Linked DNA regions of Homo sapiens: region 1 is linked to region 2. The links are chromatin contacts, found by Hi-C or POLR2A ChIA-PET in ENCODE. All regions are on one chromosome and are shown on one strand. The core of a region is the stretch at or near the end of the contact, and the rest is flanking DNA. Distances in the headings are between cores, read along the strand shown.

Region 1 (3,017 bases), core at 263-2,762, 74 kb before region 2:
GAGTTCGAGACCAGCTTGGCCAACATAGTGAAACCCCACCTCTACTAAAAATACAAAAATTAGTCGGGCGTGTTGGTGGGTGCCTGTAATCTCAGCTACTTGGGAGGCTGTGGCAGGAGAATTGCTTGAACCCAGGAGGTGGAGGTGGCAGTGAGCCGAGATTGTGCCACTGCACTGCAGCCTGGGCAACAGAGCAAGACTGCATCTCAAAAAAAAAAAAAAAGAAAAGAAAAAAAGAAATATAACGTTAGCTGCAAATTTTTTAAATTTTCAAGTAGCTACATTAAGAAAATTAAAGAAGCAACTGGAATTAATTTTAATGATATCTTTTATTTAACTCAATAGATCCAAAATAATATTTTAACATGTAATCAGTATAAACATTCATCATTCATTACTTTTGTTTTGTATGAAGTCTTTGAAATCCAGTATCTTTTACACTGACAGCACATCGCATTTGGGGTTCATCATATTTCAAGTGCCCAATAGCCACGTGTGGCTGGTGACTACTGTATTTGAGCATTGAAGGTCTAGGTTACCGCAGGAGCTTTGGAATCTGACTAACAAGTCCCTGCCACCCACAAGCTCTTTCCTTTCTGAGTCCCAGTTACTGCCACCTTAAAATGATCATGAAAATAGTATCCATCTCTGTGCCAACAATGATGCCAAGTACTTAACCTGAAGGAGCTCTTTGAGTTCTCATAACATCGTTACTTGTTGATTATTATTAATAACCTCCATTTTACCAAAAACGTCTCTGAGGCTCAGAGAGGCTAAGTAACATTCCCAAGGTCACACAGCTTGACCAGGCAGAGTTAGTATTTGAACCCAGCTCTTCTAGAGCCCTAGGTCTTGACCATGCTGCCTCCCTTTCTCTCCTTTCCAACTAATCCCAGCTAGAGATGAGTATCCCCTTTTATGCTAGGAATAAATTGTTTGCTAATCTGTGACTGGAGAAGGACAAGCAGGGAGGAAACAAGCCTTTCCTTTGGTGTAATTGCCATTCTTGCCTCTTTGGACCACTCTGTTCTGTGGGAGTTCACTTTCCTCCATCCTTTAGTTACTGAAACACCCTTGCCTCTGGCCACACTGGTATGACACAGTTTCCTTGGCATGTCTGTCTCATTTCTGAGGACACACCCATGTTGAGGAGACTGTGGGAACCGGCCTAGGTTTCACGGCCACACCCAAGCTATCTCTTAGCCAGGCCGTCTCTGCAGTTGGCTGATCTCTCTCTCACACAGCTTCTTCCTGGCTGCAGTTTCGGGTGGTCATGTTCTGTCTGGCTCTAGGGGCTTCTCCTGGGAGTTCTTGCTAGGCATCAGCTGAACCAACACCGGGAAAGGGTAGGCCCTGGGACTGCGATCTCCCCATGGGGATCTTTGCTGAGAACTGGACCATGCACCTCTGGCCACCAGCTGATGTGTCCCAACACAGACCTTGTCTGGGTCACAGGTCTAGCCCATGGCTTTGGCAGGCAGTAGGGTCAGCTGGGCTTCCTGTGGTCCCTGGTTCCCCACCTGCCTTCTTGTGGTTAATATATTTTTCTTCACCCTCACCACTTCCTCTCAAGTCCGTCCACCCTCTGTAGGTAACTAATCTCATTAGTTTCTGATTTGAAAGTATGGAACGCTTCGCAAATTTGCATGTCATTTTTGCAGAGGCGCCATGCTAATCTCTATATTGTTCCAACTTTAGCGTATATGATGCTAAAATTGAGCACCAGTGTGATCCTTTTAAGCAGAAATCAGATCATGTCACCGTTGCTCAAAGGCCTCCAGTTGCTTCCTGCAACCATCAGAATAAAACCTGAATCCCTTACTGCACTCCACTTACTTTAAGACCCTACATGATCTGGCTTCTGTTTCCTGCTTATTTCCTCTACTTTATTTTTATTTTTTAATTAATTGATTTTTTGAGACAGTCTTGCTCTGTCGCCCAGGCTGGAGTGCAGTGGTGCAATCTCAGCTCACTGCTACCTCTGCCTCCAGGGTTCAAGCAGTTCTCCTGCCTCAGCCTCCTGAGGCACCTGCCACCACTCCTGGCTAATTTTTGTATTTTTTTAGTAGAGACGGGGTTTCGCTATGTTGGCCAGGCTGGTCTCAAACTCCTGGCCTCAAGTGATCCACCCGCCTTGGCCTCCCAGAATGCTGGGATTTCAGGCATGAGCCATAGCACCCAACCTGTTTTATTTTTTGACACCATCCACCTGGAGATTTATTTCCTCTACTTTATGCCCTTGTTCACCTACTCCAGCCACACTTGCCTTCTTGCTGTTGCCCTTGTGGCCAGCACTGTCCTGCCTCAGGGCCTCTGCAGGTGTCCTTCCCTAATACTTGGTGCTGCTCTTCCCTTGCTTGTTCCCAGGACTAGTTACCTCTGCCTCTCTGGTAGACATTCACATCTTGCGAAAGGCCTTCCCCAAGTACATCCCCCACCATTTTCTAACTCTTTATTTGGCTCCGTTTTAATTCATGGCACTTATCATATGTGTATTGTCTCACGCATCCATGTGAAGAGACCACCAAACAGGATTTGTGTGAGCAACAAGGCTCTTTATTTCACCTGGGTGCAGGCGGGCTGAGTCCGAAAAAGGAGTCAGCAAAGGGTGGTGGGATTATCATTGGTTCTTACAGGTTTTGGGATAGGCGGTGGAGTTAAGAGCAATGTTTTGGGGGCAGGGGGTGGATCTCACAAAGTACATTCTCAACGGTGGGGAGAATTATAAAGAAACTTCTTTTTTTTTTTTTTTTTTTTTTTTTGAGATGGAGTCTTGCTCTGTCACCCAGGCTGGAGTGAGTGCAGTGGCACGATCTCAGCTTACTGCAAGCTCCGCCTCCTGGGTTCACGCCATTCTCCTGCCTCAGCCTCCCGAGTAGCTGGGACTACAGGTGCCCGCCACCATGCCTGGCAAATTTTTTTTGTATTTTTAGTAGAGACGGGATTTCATTGTGTTAGCCAGGATGGTCTCAATCTCCTGATCTTGTGATCCACCCATCTGGGCCTCCCACAGTGCT
Region 2 (2,991 bases), core at 421-2,920:
CAACAGGCAAACTGAAGAGACTCCCTAAAATTTAATAGCTATAGCTCCATTTGTTTTTTTTAAATCACCAAATTAAAAGTAAACCACAGATTTATAATTATTGCCTGAAGTATTACACTTTGAAATGTAATATACTGATTATGATAACTTGCAGAGAAAATCAACTTATACATAATGGATTTTTATGTCCCTAAATTACTGAAATTATTTTTCACCTAAAAAGAGATTGCACATAGTTTAATTTTCCCTTAAATTTTCATTCACCGCACCCCATCTCTTCCAAATGCAACAGAATCTTTTTCCCCAAGGTGTCAATATTAGAGGGAATCATAATTTCTACTCTGGAACCCTTCCCTCTTCCTTGGAATTTGCTTCCCATGACTGCACACACTCAGGCCCCTCTTCTCTCTCGTAAATTCAGCTCCCAGCTGAAGAAACCAAAATACCAGGACGCAAGGACAGGGATGGTCTGTTCTGAGGATCTTCAGGGAATGAGCTATACCCATCTTCCTGTCAAAGGCATTTCCCAATTATTCTCCTGAAAGACCAAGGCAGTCTCCCTTCTGGGAAGAAGGGGAGAGGGTGTGGATACACATGCCTCACCCCCTGCCGCCTGTTAACATGTAGCTGAATTCTAGAGTCGTAACTTGATGTCCTGCAGTGTTAATTCCCATTTTACTGATGAGGAAAGGGTAGGTGGCTGTAGGGTGACATTGTATAGGCCATTTCTTCAACAGGATTTTGCTCGGTTCTGTTTTGAGCACCTGCGGTGGACCAGGCCCTGCTTTAGGTGCTGTCCACACAATGATGAGCAAGACAGTTCTACATCTCCCTGGAGCCTGAATATCTTTATCGGTATAGTGGGGACAAAAATCCCACAACAATGACTTGGCCCTTCTCAAGGTGTTGTGTGGAGATCAGCTGAGCTAATGGAGGAGAAAGTGCTTTGTAACATATTAAGGCATGATACCAACATGAAGAATGATCAGGTATAGAGTGAAAGTAGATGTTAAAAAAGAAGGCTTGTTTTTCTGCACTCTTTATTAAATGATAACAATAACAACCACTCATTGTGCACCTACTGTTTGCCAGCCATTTTATGCACATTCTTCCAAGACCTCACAGCAACCCCCAAGAGAGCTGTATGATCTCTTGCAGGGGCCAGGGCAGCTTGCCCTAGGTCACGCGGCTCGTGTGTCTTGGAGCCAGGATTTCAGCCAGCACGACCTGCCCATTTCCCTTTTGGCAGACTCTCATGTAGGCTGTGGGGCAGGGCCTAGGTATCCTGGAGAGAAGGACCAAGGAAAGGCTGAAGGTAGAATGGAAGAGGAAGGAAGAATAAATGCATCTCCTTCAGGATCACAGAGGCAAAGATGAGCCCTGGGGGTGCCAGGGAACTTCTCAGGAAACAGGCAGTCAGGGACAATGACTTAAGGGTTTGGTAAGAGTTTCTAAACCTTTGTAACTTCCTCTTATTGGTTCTTCCATTATTCAGGCCTTCTGCCTATGGGAAGAAGCAATGAAACACAGCCTCTGTCTACCCATATGTATTAAGTGCCTACTATAGTGCCAGGCAGGCAAAAGGAGATGGGCTGGGGAGATGTCTTTTCAGAGGCAGGAGGAAGGGAAGTGTTGAGGAGTCCTGTGATGCACCCACTGTGGCTGAGAATGAGAACTCCAGAGGACTGAGAGCATGGGGGTGGCTCAAAAGAGGAACGGAAAGCCCATGAGTCTCTAGGGCCTTCAGAGAAGAAGAAAAGGGGAACAGGGAGGCATAAGCCCAACCTGGTCCTGAGCTGGGTGGGCCAAGAAGGGCGAGGACTTGGCCCTGACCCTGCCACAGGCTGTCACAGGGTTGAAATTGGGCTTGGGCTGGGCTATGTCCTCCTTGGCCCTCCAAGCCCTGAAGTTCCTCTTCCTCCTCCCTCCTCCCTCCCCTGCTCCACAAGCACCCACTCTTGCATTCTTGGGGAATCAAAGGCTAAAAATAAACAGTTGCCACCAGACTCTGGGCCCAGGGGGGAATGGGTTCCACAGGAGTCCTGTGGACAGTGGGTTGAGGCTGGGGCGAGGGGACGGAAGGTGGGGGGACAGCTAAAGGTCTTAGGACTCCCCCAAGTGGTGATGCAAATAGTCCCCCCACCCCCCACCCTGGCTCTGGAAGAGCCAAGCCTTCTAGCCTTCAACTCCATGACCTTCTACAGCTAGGGCTATTTGGATCCTGGGCAATGTCACTGTGCCTGCTGGAGAGATAGAGCATGTGGCAAAAAATAGCTTCACCTCCTTGCAGTATTCCTACCCATAACTGGACTCAGAGAGTCTTTATCAGTCCAAAGGCATTCTCCCAGTGGAGCAAAGGTGCTTTTCTGGGAAGGCAGAACCCGTGACTCCTCAGCCCAGAGAATACTTAGTGGGGTTCTCCTTACCGAGAGCATCGCTGGAATCCTTTGGAAGAGAGTCCAGTTTTTGGGGTGGAAGGCGGGGTGGGGAGTGGGAGCCGATGTCAACTAGCAGCACACATCTGTCATCTAAGAAATCTTCTTGGGTCTTAGCTGTCCTCCACTCTTCTGTCTGTGTCACTAACAAACACAAGTCCACTTCCAAAACTTACTTGATGGATTCATGGAATGTTCCAATCGAGTAATTGCCCAGACTTTTGTCTCTAGGAATCCAGGGGCTGGGAGACCCTCCCTGGCTCTGTGTTAACTCCATATTTAGCCATAAAGAGACTGCACCTCCAGGGTCAAGGACCCTGGTGCCTCTGAAAATATTAATAAGAACAATAATAACAACACTAGCTACCATGCATGGAGCACTGCTGATGTACCAGGCATTGTGGTCATGACTTTATGTGGATTATCTCCCTTAATCCTCACAACAACGCATGTTATAGTTTCATACCCATTTTACAGGTGGGAAAAATGAGACCTGGGGAGATTAAGTTGCTGCCATTTGCACACACATAGTCAGTGATGGAGCCCAGATGAGATG

What was found. A loop is a pair of places that touch in the nucleus more often than their neighbours do. ChIA-PET counts read pairs that join two places held with the same protein, here RNA polymerase II (POLR2A). Pooled maps may share reads with other maps.
Region 1: a pooled map shows a loop between it and region 2 (5-fold over the local background). The contact joins two enhancer-like sites. A Hi-C loop is called at or near these places in 3 of 37 single-sample maps with no recorded cell type and 3 of 50 pooled maps. POLR2A ChIA-PET finds 5 or more read pairs at or near these places in 1 of 52 experiments (naive thymus-derived CD8-positive, alpha-beta T cell).

Annotation. Positions count from the first base shown.
Region 1 is chr5:149,605,019-149,608,035 of GRCh38, forward strand. All of the region lies in intron 3 of ARHGEF37 (Rho guanine nucleotide exchange factor 37), which reads left to right. It also overlaps the pseudogene RNU6-588P. Among named protein-coding and RNA genes, the nearest start is that of ARHGEF37, 25 kb to the left of the region's middle. RefSeq lists an enhancer at 1,236-1,375. Within about 2 kb of position 1,513, at least 13 of the 41 ENCODE cell types and tissues checked have a DNase peak (open chromatin) inside an H3K27ac peak, as active enhancers do.
Region 2 is chr5:149,679,186-149,682,176 of GRCh38, forward strand. No RefSeq gene overlaps it. Among named protein-coding and RNA genes, the nearest start is that of PPARGC1B, 50 kb to the right of the region's middle. RefSeq lists enhancers at 1,169-1,488, 1,579-1,628. Within about 2 kb of position 1,671, at least 10 of the 41 ENCODE cell types and tissues checked have a DNase peak (open chromatin) inside an H3K27ac peak, as active enhancers do.